Regions from separate parts of the Mus musculus genome. Here region 1 is linked to region 2. Evidence: chromatin loops called from intact Hi-C (ENCODE). Cell type or tissue: gastrocnemius. All regions are shown on one strand.

The links. Peaks named below come from ENCODE experiments on the same cell type or tissue, not always from the same donor. Only the 100,000 strongest peaks of a DNase experiment are listed, where the experiment ranks them.
Region 1: it touches region 2 in a loop (5-fold over the local background); 18 of 42 quality-filtered maps call a loop at or near these places.

What each region holds. Positions count from the first base shown.
Region 1 is chr15:25,727,499-25,735,498 of GRCm38, forward strand. Myo10 (myosin X) reads left to right here. Exons shown (of 41, transcript NM_019472.2): 10 at 4,472-4,601; 11 at 6,490-6,608. Among named protein-coding and RNA genes, the nearest start is that of Myo10, 110 kb to the left of the region's middle. In gastrocnemius, CTCF peaks have their summits at 3,708 and 5,448 (motif pointing left); DNase peaks (open chromatin) are centred at 4,844, 5,473 and 5,683; H3K4me3 peaks cover 228 bases; H3K27ac peaks cover 1,512 bases.
Region 2 is chr15:25,788,681-25,796,680 of GRCm38, forward strand. It overlaps Myo10 (myosin X), which reads left to right. Exons shown (of 41, transcript NM_019472.2): 28 at 4,471-4,566; 29 at 7,003-7,096. Among named protein-coding and RNA genes, the nearest start is that of Retreg1, 51 kb to the right of the region's middle. In gastrocnemius, CTCF peaks have their summits at 3,613 (motif pointing left) and 7,881 (motif pointing right); DNase peaks (open chromatin) are centred at 3,549 and 7,868; H3K27ac peaks cover 1,888 bases.

The sequences.
Region 1 (8,000 bases), 61 kb before region 2:
ACCAAGGGGTGCTCACACTTCCTGTCCTAAACATTACATGGATTTAGCTCTGCTCCTAATGGCCATGCCAGCTCATTAGAATGGTGTCTTCTGGGAGACTTGCAGAGCTGATGAACAGCCTGCCCTTAACCTACACATGTCTTCCTGCTTTCAAGACTCTTTAGACTTGTCATTTTAAGTCATTCAAAGGTCAGAAACTCTCTGATCGTTCAGTATGTGGTGTCTTCATCAATAAGGTCTCCACATCCAGGGTTGGTGTGTAACCAAGGGCAACAGTAGTAGCCTATACAGTTCAGGGAACTTCTACCCAACAGGTGACAGACAAATACCAAATCATTGATTTCAAATCAGCTATCAATCACACATAAATTTTCCCCATCCCATGTATATAATCTGGTTTGAAGTTGGAAACTGAATTCAAGTGGGGAATGTGGCTAATGCCTACAATCCTAGTACTTGGGAGACTGAGGCAGGAGGCTTGCCCTGAGTGTAAAGTCAGCCTAATATACAGACTTAGATCCTGTCTCAAAAAAACAAAGGAAAGCAGAAAGGGGGAAAAATGGAATTCAAAGCAGACGAGGCGGTGATGTGATTTTCTTTCCTTCTGCATCTCTGTTCAAAGCCACACAAATGTCCAGAGCAGTGCAGAGTGGTCCATCTGTGTCTCTGTCTCTGTCTGTTCCAGCTGTCTCTGACACTGACTGTCACTATTCTATCTGTCCTCGGTTATCAGGATCAAAACTGGGGCTCCACACACACAAGGTCAGGGCTCTGTGTCTGGCACCCCCTGAAGAGAATACTCTATGTATATACCTCAGAGGGGAGGGGTCTAGGAACCTAGAAGGCAGGTGGCTTTGTACTGGGAAAAGTGTGAGTCCAGAACAGGATGAAGAAAGACAGCTTATAGCACAGTTGTCTCCCAGCCCCTGTGGGGTACTAGTGAGAGAAAGCTGGATTTTGTGACGTCTTCTTTTAAAATATCATATTAACCCCAGATCTCTGAGTCCTGTATTGCCAAAGGTAACCAACTTCAGATAGAAAATACTTCTAAAGAAGAGAAAGAAGGTTGCATCTACAAAATCCGTGCAGCATCAGAACTGCTGTTTATGTAGCATATGCCCTGTGTCTGGTAATCTAGAGGTGGTGAAGGCCAGGCACAGTGACAAATGCCTGTGATGTCAGCATTGAGGAGGCTGGGGCGTGGTGACTGATGCAAATTTGAGGCCAGCCTGGGCTGCTTAGTGAGCGCAAAGCCAGCCTGGGATACAGAACAAAACCTTGCCTATAAGTAAAGTATTCAGAATGACCACATGGGTCCTATGCAAAAGCCACGCAGTTTTAAATGCAGAGCTAGGTTTTTGTTTATCTCCTGGGACTCCTAGCACTAGAGCCCCAGAAAGAACTGGGGTTTAAGTAGTCCCTTCATTCTTTTCTGGACTCTCACTTTGCCACAGCAAACCCTTCTTTTCTCTCCCAAATCAAGAAGCATGCGTTGAAATTAGCAACCCTCTTTATTCTTGAGGAATCAGGGGAAAGAGATGTCCTTGGGAGTTTCTTCTTGTGTTTATGCCCATTTCTGGAAGCTGAAGGAAAACCATTTGTTATTAAAAGATACTGTTGTTATAGACAGGTAATTATCTAGTTTAGCCTTGCTGCAGGTCCCACTCCCAGAGAGCCGCGGCCACCAGGGAGCATGGCCTGAGAGGGTGTTGGGTACTGGCCGCTCTTCTAGGGGCATCGTTTCCCCCCACAAAATGGTTCCCTTCTGTTGGCCCCAAGCCAGTTCAGACAGTTTGTCTTTCTTAATGTCAGTGTTTCAGATTTACAGTTACATTGAAGTAACAATTGTTGGCATTTGAAATCCGATCTTAGGACAAAATGATATATCACGTTAAAATGCAGGAAATTTATATATGAAATGGACATAATGTTCCTGACTAATATATTCTAGTTGCACATTCTCCTTATGGATATCCTTATAGACCTGTAAATATTCAACATACAACTACTTATTAGGTTTAGCCCTCCATAAGTATTAATAAAAGTGTTAGGTGATTTTACTAACATCCCAAATGTGACATTTTCCTATTATTTAATCATTTAGTTTTATTCTTGGGAGTTCTAAGCAAGGCTTAAAAAAAAAAAATAGCCGGGCTTGGTGGCGCACACCTTTAATCCCAGCACTCGGGAGGCAGAATCAGGCGGATTTCTGAGTTCGAGGCCAGCCTGGTCTACAGAGTGAGTTCCAGGACAGCCAGGGCTACACAGAGAAACCCTGTCTCCAAAAACAAAAATTAAATAAATAAATAAATAAATAAATAAGAGTCCAACTTTGACAGAGGAAGAGGAAATCTCTTCCTTCCTGGAAACAGCAAGGTTTCGCTCCTCTCAAACTTATGAGAATTAGGGATTGGTATTTAAGGTAATTTATTAGACACATAGCTAAGACCCCTGCTAGCAACTAAAACACATGGTCAAGAATAACATTTAGAAACACTGAAAACTTTCTTATGTAAGAAACGAGGGGGGCAGGAGACAGGAATAGGCACTACTCATATTAGAAGTTATTTTACATATCATATTCTTATGGCCATAGAAGTGGAGACAAAACAATAAATGTTTCAGAGTGTTAGTTTACATGGCACAATTCTACGGTTTTATTTTGTTCTATGCCATTTTCTTTGTTTTTTTTTTGTTTGTTTGTTTTTGTTTTGTTGTTCTTGTTTTTGTTTTTTGAGACAGGGTTTCTCTGTGTAGCCCTGGCTGTCCTGGAACTCACTCTGTAGACCAGGCCTCGAACTCAGAAATCTGCCTGCCTCTGCCTCCCGAGTGCTGGGATTAAAGATGTGCGCCACCACCGCCCAGCTCTATGCCATTTTCTGAGTGCTGTGTTTTCATAAGGGACGTACAGTCTTCTTAATGACCACATGATTATTGTTTGGGAGGGCACCTGCTTTTCCATGGACTGCAAACAATGAGTGTATGCTCAGTGTCATAGCCCGCTTTAATATAGCCTTCAAAATTGCACCATAAAATTTTTGGCTGAGATTTGAAAGCTATTTCAAGTCAGAAGTAACAACTAATTTATTTTACTGCCTCCATCTGGCCCCCTAGGTTGGGGACTCACGAATGTGTGTGAAAGTGGCAAGGACTTTGATGCGTGAAGGTCTGTTTGGTTCTCTGACTTCCCAAACACTGCATACATGCCCAGCATCCTTGGCTGTAGACCACTGCTAAGATTTCTAGGCCTCATAGACCTCAGTGCATATACACAGTGGTTTTGAGTGGCGCGTGGCCGTGTGTGTGTGTGTGTGTGTGTGTGTGTGTGTGTGTGTGTGTGTGTAAGTTCATGCTACATGAGTCAGACTGTATTACTTTTTCAAACAAGTTTTTTTTTTTTTTTCTCTTTGAATCTTGGAAAACTTGGGACTTGTTGACCCAGAGAACAGATAAAGGGTTAGAAATGGTGCTGATTTGGTAGCATCTTTGTCAGGCATGCACAGAGCCCGAGCTCAGTGCCAGCACTGAACCATGTAAACCATGTGTGGTGGCACTCACCTAGATTTCTATGAGGAGGTTGAGGCAGGAGGATTACGAAGTCAAGGTCCAAGCCAGCCTGTGCCACTCACATGACCCTGGCCTCAAAAACCAACCAAAGCAGAATAAGAAGTGGAAGAGACTCTGGGGAGATAAGGGGTTGATTCTCGAATGGCCCTGCAGAGGGAGTATGTCAGCTTCCTAGCTGAGGATACTGAAGCACGGGGAAGTTTTCAAAGCCCAGATCAGGGGTGTTTTTGAAATAACGATCCCTTATGCAGGGACCCGCAGCAAGGAGGAGGAGGAGGCAGCGAGTGGGTAGCAGACAGAGAGCCTTGTAGTACTTCCCGTGAGAACACTGGTGCGTGCCAACGCTTCTGCAGAAATTCTCCTTGTAGGGCATATATGCAGCAGTGTCCTTCCTTGATGCCTTTCTTACTTTATTTAGCCAGCTGCAACTTGACACAGAGAACCCCACTTTGATTCTAACAGCCTCCAATCAACATAAACTAATGTCATCCATGAAATAGTTTCATATAACATATGTAAAACATAATGTGACATTACTTAACACACTGCATTCAAAGTACCTGTTGTTTCTGCGTGTCCCCTTGCCTCTCCGGCTTCTATAAAGACAGCAGTGTTTGTTGTGCTTTAATATTGGAGGAGAAAAGCATCCTACTCATGCTGTGAAGGCAGGGATTCCTAAGCTACTTAGTAACATAAGCAAGAGGCTGGCTGTGTCACACACGTGTGGCCATCTACTGAAGGCAATCTTCACTTCTGGTTTTTTATTATTATTATTACCATTATTTTCTTGGACATGGAACATTGTTAAAGTCAGTGGTTATGCATCAGTGTTTTATTCTTCTTGTCTTTAGAGCCGTACCTAATAGTGTAACTTAGTCATGGGCGGGTTTTCCTTTTCTTCTAGACGGCAATGGAAGTCATGCAATTCAGCAAGGAGGAAGTTCGGGAAGTTTTGAGGTTGCTGGCGGGAATTCTGCATCTCGGCAACATAGAGTTTATCACTGCTGGAGGGGCGCAGATTCCCTTCAAAACAGGTGAGGTGATGCCTGAGCCCCACCCTGACCCCTGATCACCAACCCTGTCTCCCCTTCAGTGCTTTCCTTACAAGAGACTAGACCCAGAAAATTGGCACCCAGTCTTTTACAGAAGGTTTTCTGGCTCCTAGAGTAGAGCTACAGATTTCCCCCATCCTTTGGTACCGGGGCTTGAACCCAGGGTCTCACCCCCTCAGGCATGCTAAGCACTTACGTCAGCTCAGGAGCTGTGGAGCTCCACCTGTGTGATGTCAAGTGTCAGGGCAAGAGTCCAAGGTGCCAGACCTGGGCTTGGGCTCTGTTCTTGTTCTTACTGAGAAGGGAAATGGGCCAATAAGTAGACATATGAGCAGCAAGTGTTTGATACAGGAAAGCGTGGTGCTATCACCCTTTGCCTTGGTTTTCAGAGTTATCCAGAGGGGTTCATAGCTGTACTGGAAGCTGTGCCTCCTGCTAGTTATCCATTTGCACTGTGACTGCCTTTACTTTAAACGTATAAAATGTCAGCTGAAGTACTTTAAATATATATATATATATAATATTTTTATACATAATTTATATATAATGTAATTTTTTAGAAAGGTATCTGATAGAACCAATAAATCTTGTTGCAGAAATTGGGTACCGGGTGTGTTTGGGATCAAAATAACTCTCCAGGAGCCTGGTTTCTCCTGGTCAGTGTTTCAATGTTTATTGTGTTTGATTCCCACGTAGTTTCTATCAATGTCTTAGGAGCCTAAAAAGTCTTTGTTAAAGAGGGAGAAATGGCTTAGGAATTGAGAGATGGGTGGCTTTTGGAGAGGATCTGTGTTTTGCACTCTGTTTCTAGAGGAACCAGCACCCTCTTCTGGTGTCCTCAGGCAGTGCACTGCTAGTTAACCGTGCAGTCACCTCTCTCTGTCTTTCTCTCTGTCTCCTGTGTGTGTGTGTGTGTGTGTGTGTGTGTGTGTGTTTCTCTCTGTGTCTCTGTCTCTCTGAACAGAACCTTTGCATATGTGGTAATGTTTGTTCATATTTACTGCATTAAGAGCTATGCAGTGAGTTTAGGTATGGTAGTACAGGTCTGATGCCAGCACACGGGTAATGGTGCATTGCCAGTGATCCTAGGCTACAGAGCAAAGCTACTGCCAAGCCAGGCAACCAAGCATAAGACCGTCTCTTAGCAACAAAAAAACCCCCAAGAAACAGAGAGGAAATGTGGCTCAGCCAATAAAGCGCTTGCTCTGGATTGTATTGTAGATGTATCCATTGATTGAATTTGGGTACCACGCGATCGGTTGTTCCCAAAATTTTGACCATCTGTGGTTTTCTGTAATAAAGCAGAAGGACTCAGTGCCTGGGCAAGGTGGTGCCTGTGACCTTGAGATGCTGGAGAGCTCTGTGACTGTTTTCACGGTGGCCCTCAGGTGGCTTTGCTCCTACCCTTCCCTGACCAGAGCAAAAGCTCCTAAGAGGGCATCACAGAACATCACAGAGCATCTTACCAAACTGAATTTAAAAGCTGATATAAGCCATTAGGAGTACTTGCTGCTCTTGCAGAGGACCCAGATTGGAGTCCTCGAACCCACAGGAGGAGGATCACAACCCCTCAGCCTCTGCAGGCACCTGCACTCAGAGGTAACATACAGACAGGCAAGTGCACATACAAACACACACTTAAAAATCTGTAAGCTTCTGACAGAGACTGAGAATCTCACTGTCTTTTACGATATAGGACATTAAAGAAAGTTGCTACAGGCAGAAACCATTACTGCCTGAGATGTGTCCATCATGTCTGCCTCCACTTTCTGTGTGGCTGTGTGTGGTTAGATTTGATGCCAGCTGAGGTCCAGCATCCGGTGTGTTTGAGGAACTGTGAGTTCACCGGTGCCTCCTCCTTCACTTTCAGCTTTGGGTAGGTCTGCGGACTTGCTTGGGCTGGACCCAACGCAGCTCACAGATGCACTGACCCAGAGATCCATGATCCTCAGGGGAGAAGAGATCCTGACGCCTCTCAGTGTCCAGCAGGTATGACCCTCCTGCCCTCAGTGCCATTGAAACTTGCCTCAAAGACAGCCTGGGGCTTGCCATGACTTTACTGTGCACATGTGATCCCAGTGAGGCATCCACATGACTGGCTCATGGGCCAAATAGAAAAGAAACCCAAGTTTGGGAGATAGGGGAAGTTGTTCTGTAAGTGACAGGGGAGCAAAGCTCTGATGTGCTCGGGTCTGACACAGGCCGGCTGAGACTGTGCGCTGATCCTTCCACATAAGGCTGTCAGTTCTTGGGAAATGTGTTCACTGTGCCTCGTTCCCTCTTCCGTAAGCCAAGGATGGTTATATCTAATTCACAGGATTCTCATGAGGATAAAAAATAATAATAATAAGCCAAATACTTGCTATAAGTACTTAGCGTCTGCTGCAGAGTCAGCACTCAGTTAAAGTGAGCTGTGAAAGTTATCCTCACTATACTTGAGCACCGCAAAGCACTGTTACTGTTCTTTGCCTCTGCTAAACCTTGATGAGCCCCCCTAATCTTCCTTCTTGGTTGTCCTTACAATTATCTTCTTGTGTGTGCCTGGCACTCCCGGGTGGAAGGCAGAGGATACACTGTGGGAGTTGATCTTCTCCACGTGCTTTCTGGGGATTGACACCAGGATTGTCGGGCTGGGTGTTCAGACAGCTGTCCCCACGGAGCCGTATCGCCTGCCCTTTCTGATTTAACTATCTCCTTTTTTTCTTTTTGAGATAGCTTCTCACTATGTAGTCCTGGCTGACCTGGCATGCTTTATGTAGACCAGGAAGGCCTTGAATGCTTGCCTCTACCTCCCTTATATTGAGATGTAAAGACATATTCCAACACACCTGGCCTAATCTTTCTTTAAAAAAAAAAGATTTATTTATTTATTTTATGTATATGAGTATACTGTAACTATATAGATGGTTGTGAGACATCATATAGTTGCTGGGAATTGAACTCAGGACCTCTGCTTGCTCCAGCCCAAAGATTTATTTATTATACGTAAGTACACTGTAGCTGTCCTCAGATGCACCAGAAGAGGGCGTCAGATCTCATTACGGATGGTTGTGAGCCACTATGTGGTTGTTGGGATTTGAACTCAGGACCATGGGAAGAACAGTCAGTGCTCTTAACCGCTGAACCATCTGTCCAGCACCTAATCTGTTACCCCATAAGGAAAAGAACCTTTATGAGTAAAAAAATTAAGAAAATAATTTTAAAACTAGGTTTTAATATTTTAAACCTAATTTTTTGTTTGTTTTGTTTTTCGAGACAGGGTTTCTCTGTGTAGCCCTGGCTGTCCTGGAACTCACTTTGTAGACCAGGCTGGCCTCGAACTCAGAAATCCGCCTGTCTCTGCCTCTCGAGTGCTGGGATTAGAGGCATGAGCCACCACGC
Region 2 (8,000 bases):
TGCACACAAGAATAGGGGAAAACAAAATTCACGTCCTTACCTTGCTTCAGTGACTCTCCAGCCATGCAGAGCAACCACTGACCTGTTCTGACCAAGTGCATTTTGCTGAAGCAAGTTGCTGGCATCGTTTCTTGTAAATATGTTAGTATGCTCTTAGGGACGCTTTGGGGAACACAATCCATTCTCACCAGATTGAGAGTGTCACCGCCTACCATAGATTCCTGCCATGTTTCCTACAGTTGCCTCATCGGCGCAGCAGAGACTACTCTGTTGGTTTTCTTGCTTATGTAGACTCTTTCTTTTAATCAGAATCCAGTAAGGCCTGTGCCCAGCCTTTTGATGCTGCAGCACAACATTGTCGCAAGGTGCACACTCAAAAGCTGTACAATAAGAGAAAAAGAAAACCAAGAAAACAAAACAAAACAAACAAAAAAACCCCACAAAACCGCACACTCTTTTCAGTACATCTGGGCCACGTTCCCAGCCATCCTGGGCCATGGGGCCCTGCCCGTGGGTTGGACATGTCTGGTTGACGTAAGATCACACATCTTCAGGCTTATAGATTCCCATCACCTCTGTCCTGTCTTTCATGTGCAGCTGGAGTCAAAGACTCTTTCCCGGGTTTCTAGGCATCACTGGTTACGCGCGACTGCTTGGCTGAGCCTGTTCCTTCCCTTCCCAGTATCTCAGTTTAGGAGTCATTCTTTCTGCTGAGTACTTTGAGTCTGCTGTTGTTGGACTCTCCTATTGCCTAAAGTGTTTCTATAAAGAAAACATTTCCTAATGGTTACCGCCCGTGGTTACCCCGAGGTACTCTTTGTATAGTATAGTCAGGCTGAATGCTTGCCTTCCGTTCGTCCTCTGGTTCCAGGAAATCAGTGGATTTCTTTGCATCATCGGGCACTGACCACTGTTTTTGTTTTCCCAAGTATCTTCCTGCACATGTGGGTTTAACAGGGTATTCCAGGCACTGCAGCTCTGCTGGATTCCCACAGTAGCCCCACATCTGGACCGGCAGAATTCGACAGGCCACGTAATCCTCGATCTGTTTCCTGTCCATGCAGCCATCTCTGAGAGCTTGTTTCCTAACATGACGAGATGCCCTCTGCTCTCTTTAGATCGAGGCTCTCTCAACAGAAGGCCTTGGCTTTATTGTTTTAGTCACCATTTGGGGGAAGTCCTGAACTGGAACCCAGCTATACTGGAGCCCCATCAACAGCACCGCCCTCTTCACTTCAGAGAAGCGTATTCGCTCCTTTAGCCCTGCCTTTGTTTCTGAGCATTTCTGGGATTTTGAGGTTCAGAGCTGTGAGGCTGGTCATGGAGTCTGAAGCCTCCTTTAACATACATGGAGGGTCTGAGTTCTTGAGAGGGAAAGAGCCAGTATTCCTGGGGCTCGTTCTTCTGCCTACGAGGACCTGTGCTGGTTGGGTTTTAGCAACTTGACACAAGCCAGGGTCATTTGGGAAGAGGAAACTTCAACTGAGACAAAGCCTTGATTAGACTGGCCTGCAGGCCACTCCAAGTGGGGGCATTTTCTTGATTTATGCTTGATGTAAGAGAGGCTAGACCACTGTGAGGAGTGTGAGCCCTAAGTAGGTGGCCCTGGGTGACATAAGAAAGCAGGCTAACTGTGCCATTTTGAGGAAGCCAGTAACTACCATCCCTCCATGGCCTCTGCTCCAGTTCCTGCCCTGGCTTCTCCCGGTGATGGACTGTGATCTGGACGTGTAACAAATAACTCTTTCCTCCCTGGGTTGCTTTTGGTCCTGGTGTTTATCCCATCAGTGGAGCGCAAACTAGGGTGGCTTCCATCGTGAGACCCACTAGGCTACCCTCTTCTGTGCAGAGGAGGCACCACAGGCTCCGCCTTTTCCCTAGGGTCTTACTGTTGGTGTGCGAGTGCATGTGCCATGGTTCATTCGTGCAAATCAGAGGGCAACTGTGGAGTCGGCTCTCCCCTTCACCTTTACCCTCATCTCTCTGTCCCCTGATCTTACGGGATTTTCACATTACAATCCATCTGTGTTTAGGTTGTTCCTTTAAAACTCGGATTTTTATTTATGTGTATTTGTGTCGGAAGGGGTTGTTCACATATATGTGGGTACTCACAAAGGTCAGAAGAGGGAGGGTCTCAGGTCTTCTTGAAGCTTACACACCTCTCTGAGCTGCCTGACATGGTGCTAGCAATCAAACTCTGCTCCTGGAAAAGCAGCAAGAGCTCTTAACTGCCTGCTGAGCCATGCCTCTGGCCCAGAATACATTGAGCTTTGTTTCAGTGAGTCCAGAAATGTGGTCACACCAATTTACTGTCTCCAGCCTGTTAGAATTGCAGTCATGTTGGTATGCTCTGCTGTGAATAAATTCACTGCTTCGTAGATCAGAGCAGACGGGCTGATCCTCAAGACCATGCTAACATCAGGTGCATTGCCAGCTCTGCTCCCATCCTGCTACACAAACCCTTGTGTTTTACCCTAATTTAGTTAACCTGTCCCAGACACTGAGTCTCTGATATTAATTAGGGAGTGTCTAAAGGAGATCAGGATGACACCAAAGTCTGCCTTGGCTCTGGAGCCTGCAGGAGGCAGTGGTGGGGAAGGTATGCCAGGTACCAGCCAGGCCTCAGCCTGTGATAGGAAGCTCCTTTCTTGGCCACTTTGTTCTGTTTAACAAATAAATACCCACAACTGAGTAATTTCTAATGAACCAATTTTTTTTTTTTTTTTGGTTTTTTTCAAGACAGGGTTTCTCTGTATAGCCCTGGCTGTCCTGGAACTCACTTTGTAGATCAGGCTGGCCTCGAACTCAGAAATCCGCCTGCCTCTGCCTCCCGAGTGCTGGGATTAAAGGCGTGCGCCACCACGCCCGGCTAATGAACCAAATTTATGCTGCCCATGTTCTAAATGCTAAGAAGTCCGAGATTAAGGAAACACATCTTACTACATCATCCATGGCTGAAAGGCAGGCATGCTCTCAGAACAGAGTGAGCCAGGGAGCAGATGTTTGAGTCCTCACTCTAAGGGCGGAGGCAGAGACTTGCCACTTTGAGGCCAGCCTGGCTATCTAAAGAGACTCTATCTCAATAAAAATTACAGAGGTGATGTAGCTCAGTGGTAGAGTGCTTGTCCGGCATGCACAGGGCCTGGATTCAATCCCAGCATTGGAGAAGGGGGGTGTGGGAGGGGGCTGGAGTAGAGAAACTAAAGGAAGAGAAAAACATAACAACTTCCAGCCCAAGAGCCTTAGTCTGTTCACAATAGTGGCGCGTCATAGCTAATCCCCTCTTCGGAGTCTTTCCTGTAAGTACCTGCTTTGATCACATATCCAGCATAGGAGCTAGGGAGTGGTATCCTCAAAGCACAGCTGCTGAGACAGACTAGGGAAGGAGCTCACACGGGACCACGCTGCTTCCTGGGTTTCCTCCTATTGTGTGCCAGGCAGAGGGCAGAGGAAGGCTTTGTTGGACTCTGAGCAGAGTCAGACATGGGGTGTCCACTGTGCAAAGAGTCATCAGGGAAACACCCTGACACCTTCCTCCCCCCCCACCCCATCCCTAAGCCCACTGCAGAGGCACTATTGCGAGCACAGGGGGAGTCTGGTGCCCCCTGGAGGTCCTCTGGAGAGCAACCCTTCATTTCATTCATGTTTATGATTTCAGTTATATGTGGTCAAAAAACCCCTGTTAGAAAAATTATTTTATTATTTATTTATTATTATTAATTATTTTTATTAATGATTAATTTTTTAGAGAGAAAATAGAATGGTCACCTAACTTTGTGTGTGTGTGTGGTGGTGATGGTGGTGGTGGTGGGTGTTATAGTTATTCTGTGTTGTTGTTGTTGTTCACCCTTGCTGCGTCTGATTGTAAAGTAAGCTTTACAGTTCAGATGCGTGCACGGGTTGTATGTCCCAATCTGAAAATCCAAAATCTAGAACTTTCCAGGCTTTGAGTGCTGCTAGGATGCCCCAAGTGGGGAATTCCTCTCCAACCTCACATGACTGGTTACAGTCAAACTCCAGGCATGTGGAAATCACTGTCTAGAACTGCATTCAGGAAGCTGGAGTATAGCCCCACAGTGTACCTTCTGCTTCACACAAGACAAATGCCTTCAGGCTATGTGTGGATGAGAAATAAATGCATCCCATGTTTAGACTTAGGTCCTGTTCTGAAGTATAAAACCCTTGGTCTCAGGTGTTCTGAGCCAGGCACGGCACGCTCTACACTGTATGGGAACCATATCACACGCACCACACACATGCGTATGTGATGCAATATCCACTACTATCTTAGTCTCGGGGACCTCCTAGGAATCTCAGAAATCGCTTCTAACTGGGGGCGGGGGGTGATGAGGCACGGTATATAATTTCTAAAGGAACACTCCCCACGTGGTCATTTGGTAAGGCTGCCTTTCTCAGCTTTCCGTAGGAGTTTTGCACTCTTGATTTCCACTCTGCCTTTGTGTCTTGCAGGGAGATCATAGACAACACAAGCAAAGAGAACGGGATCGACATCATCCTGGCCGACAGGACCTTCCATCTCATCGCGGAGTCCCCCGAAGATGCCAGGTGAGGGGTCTGGGCATGGGCTGCTGTCTCACCACGTCCTCCCCGCTCCCCTGGAGTTCAGGCATGAGCCCCATGCAGACACTGTTTATTCTGTTGCCTTTGAATGGGATTTTAGGTTTTCAGTTGGGCTTTCTATCGGGACGGTTAAAGAGGCATAGGAGATGTACGTCTTGTCCCTTAAGGAATCTCGCACTAGCAGATGTGTTCAAACACAGCAATGTCACAGCCTCAAATAGCACCGGATCAGACAGAAACCCTTCTCTGTGGATGTTTCTGAGCTATAGAGGTGAAGAATTTGTACAAAGACATAAGGAACAGTCCGTTGTTGCCTTAGACGTCCTCTGCTTAATGAATAATAGAACTGTGGCATGCAGAGGATCTGAAAGTCTCTGCCTTGGAGGACTCAGTGGACAAGCTAACATTATCTAACATTAGCCGTATTCTAGATAGAGTTAACTCATTTGGTTCCCAGTCAGTCCTGTGGGGTAGGTGTCATTATTTATACTGTGTAGACCGAGTGACAGAAAAGGCACACACAGGAATAGTATATAGGCTCAGTCCTGTGGAGTAGACACACCCTCCTGCTTTTCTGTCCAAAGAGGCTCAAGTCTCTGGAGTCACTCGCTGGCTGTTGTAAGCCGCCTGTCTTTGGAGCTTTGAGCACAGGGATGAGACAAAGGGAGGGAAAAATGACATTTGCTCTTCAGTGACGTAGAGTCTAGGACACAGTGGAGTGTCCTGTCCATTCTTGGCTCATGGTGGGAGGCAGTTGTTACCTGCCCTGAGCCAGTACTAGGTGGTAGTCTCTGGGGATGACAGCAAGTGTCCTGTGCTGTTCAGTGTCCTGCCCAGAAGTCATCAGAGATTGCTGTCGATCCGTCATGCTCCTGGCTTTCTCCCTCCTGCCTGCCATTCCAGTGCCTTTAAGTTGATCTAACACCACAGCAGCAACACGAAAGGTCAAAACGCCAGAAAGCGATTCTTCCCATGGGAACAGACTAAAGCCCTGGCTGGACTCATAAATTATAGCACAAACTGGGAAAACAAGCAGACCTGAAATTACAGCCCCAACATTCTGTCTGGGACTCCTAGAGACCACACGTGGCTTTCTGTGGTCCAGAGACTGCCCACGAATCCTCAGCTGAATTACAGGCCTGGCATCTGGCGGTTGCTCTGTCTGTTTGTGCCATAATGGACCTGCTAAATTTAACATTTGGGAGGTTTTTAGCCAAACCGGTTTCCCCTGACAAGTGGAACACATTAAAAAAATGAATCCCTTTATACATTTTAAAATTATACATGATTCATACGAAATGCCTAAGTTGTAGGAGTATCAATAGGAATGAAAGCCAAGCAATTTTGTTCTTTGTATTTGTGTGCATGTGCATGTATGTGATTCATTCGGCATACGTCTTGAATTGTGCTATGTTGCAGTGTTTGGTTTAGGGACATTTTTTTGACGTGACAGGGTCATGACTACAGGGTGCCTCTGGTTGGCCAAGAAGGATGACCACAGGCAGATGAGGATGTCCCCGGCTTTGTTTGCTCCCCGAGTCCACAGTGTTGAGTATTCTCAAGCATTTGCTCCATCAGGAATCTTAGGAAGGAGGTTTAGTTTTTGCTGAAAGTAATTTATACGCCTAGCGTTATGTGAGGATGTCAGCTGTTCACTTAATTATTCCACTGCATAGCGACATAGGACCTAAGACAAGCCTGGACAGGAAAGGGTACCTTGGCTTCTCTGGTCCCTGGTGTGTTTTGTAATCAACACTGTATGTATGTATGTATGTATGTATGTATGCATGCATGCATGTAAATATGTATGTTCCAGGTTATTTTCTTTCTGTTCATCTCAGGTTCCCGCTTCTTGTGGGACTTTTATTCTACTTTGCTTTTCTCCATCCATCTTTCTCATTACGATGCTCTGGAAGTGAAAACCCAGTTGAAATAAAAATGGAAGAATTTTGATCACAGTAATTTCCTGCTTTTGATTTAGACACCTGTTTTGATTTCCACCTCCCCTGTGGTTTTATTCACTTGTGTGGGGTCCTGGCCAGCCATGGAAACCCCAATGAGCCTGAGTGGACAGACAGACGTCAAGCCATGGGTCTGAGGGGTTCCTGACCCCTCTAGTGTTGCTTTTCTTTCCTTGCATGGGTGTCTCCTCAGTAGCACTCAGTGAGGTCTGAGTGCCGGCCAGGGCGGGTGCTTTATGTGACAGTACATCCTGCTAACGGTAGTTGGGCTGGTTTGTTGTTGTTGTGTTTTGTTTTTTAGACTGTGCTTATGATAGTATGTGCACCAACTTGCGTGTGAGAAACAGGCACATTGGCAGCAGAGCAGCTCAGAGGCGGGGTCCTGGGCAGGAAAAATGGAGAGCATGGTTTGGCCACTCCGAACTTGGCCACCCGTGACTGTTGTCCTCTCTGTCCACAGCCAATGGTTCAGCGTGCTGAGTCAGGTCCACTCGTCCACAGACCAGGAGATCAGAGAAATGCATGATGAGCAGGCAAACCCCCAGAATGCTGTGGTGAGTGACGGGTGGGTGGAGGTCGGCTGTCCAAAGTCGGGTTTTGTTGTTGTTGTTGTTTTTTCTTTTTCTGGTTTTTCAAGACAGGGTTTCTCTGTGTAGCTCTGGCTGTCCTGGAACTCACTCTGTAGACCAGGCTGGCCTCGAACTCAGAAATCCACCTGCCTCTGCCTCCCAAGTGCCGGGATTAAAGGCATGCACCACCACTGTCCGGCTGTCCAAAGTCTTAAATTCTGCTTAATATCTCTATAGAGGTGCTGGAGAGATGGCTCAGCAGTTATGAGCACTGACTGCTCTTCCGAAGGTCCTGAGTTCAAATTCCAGCAACCACATGGTGGCTCACAACCATCCGTAACAAGATCTGATGACACCCTCTTCTGGAGTATGCTTACAGCTACAGTGTACTTACATATAATAAATAAATGAATCTTTAAAAAAATCCGTACAGAAAAATCAAATTACACATGAGTTCTGCTACATTTCACATCTTCTACCTAAAACCTTTTAAAAATAATCACAATTTTTAAAATTATAGAAGTACCAGAAAACTTATATTTTGAAGAATCACATGAATTGTGAATAATGGAGTTTTTGGCATATTCTGGGCACACAGGAAGTTACTGCATATATCTTGCATATATATGTGTGTGTGTGTGTATGCAATATGTAAAATTAATTTTTTAAAAACGCTTTGTTTTCATTTGTAATTATGTTTAAGAGGGTTGGTATGTGCATGTGTGTTGCAGTTACCCTCAGAGAACACAAGAGGGCGTCAGATCCCCCTGGAGCTGGGATTCCAGGAGATTGTCAGCCACCTAGTGTTGGAACTGGAAACTAAATTCAGGTCCACTGTAAGAGTGGTATACTCTTGTAACTGCCGAGTTATTGTTTCTTCCCAGCCCCC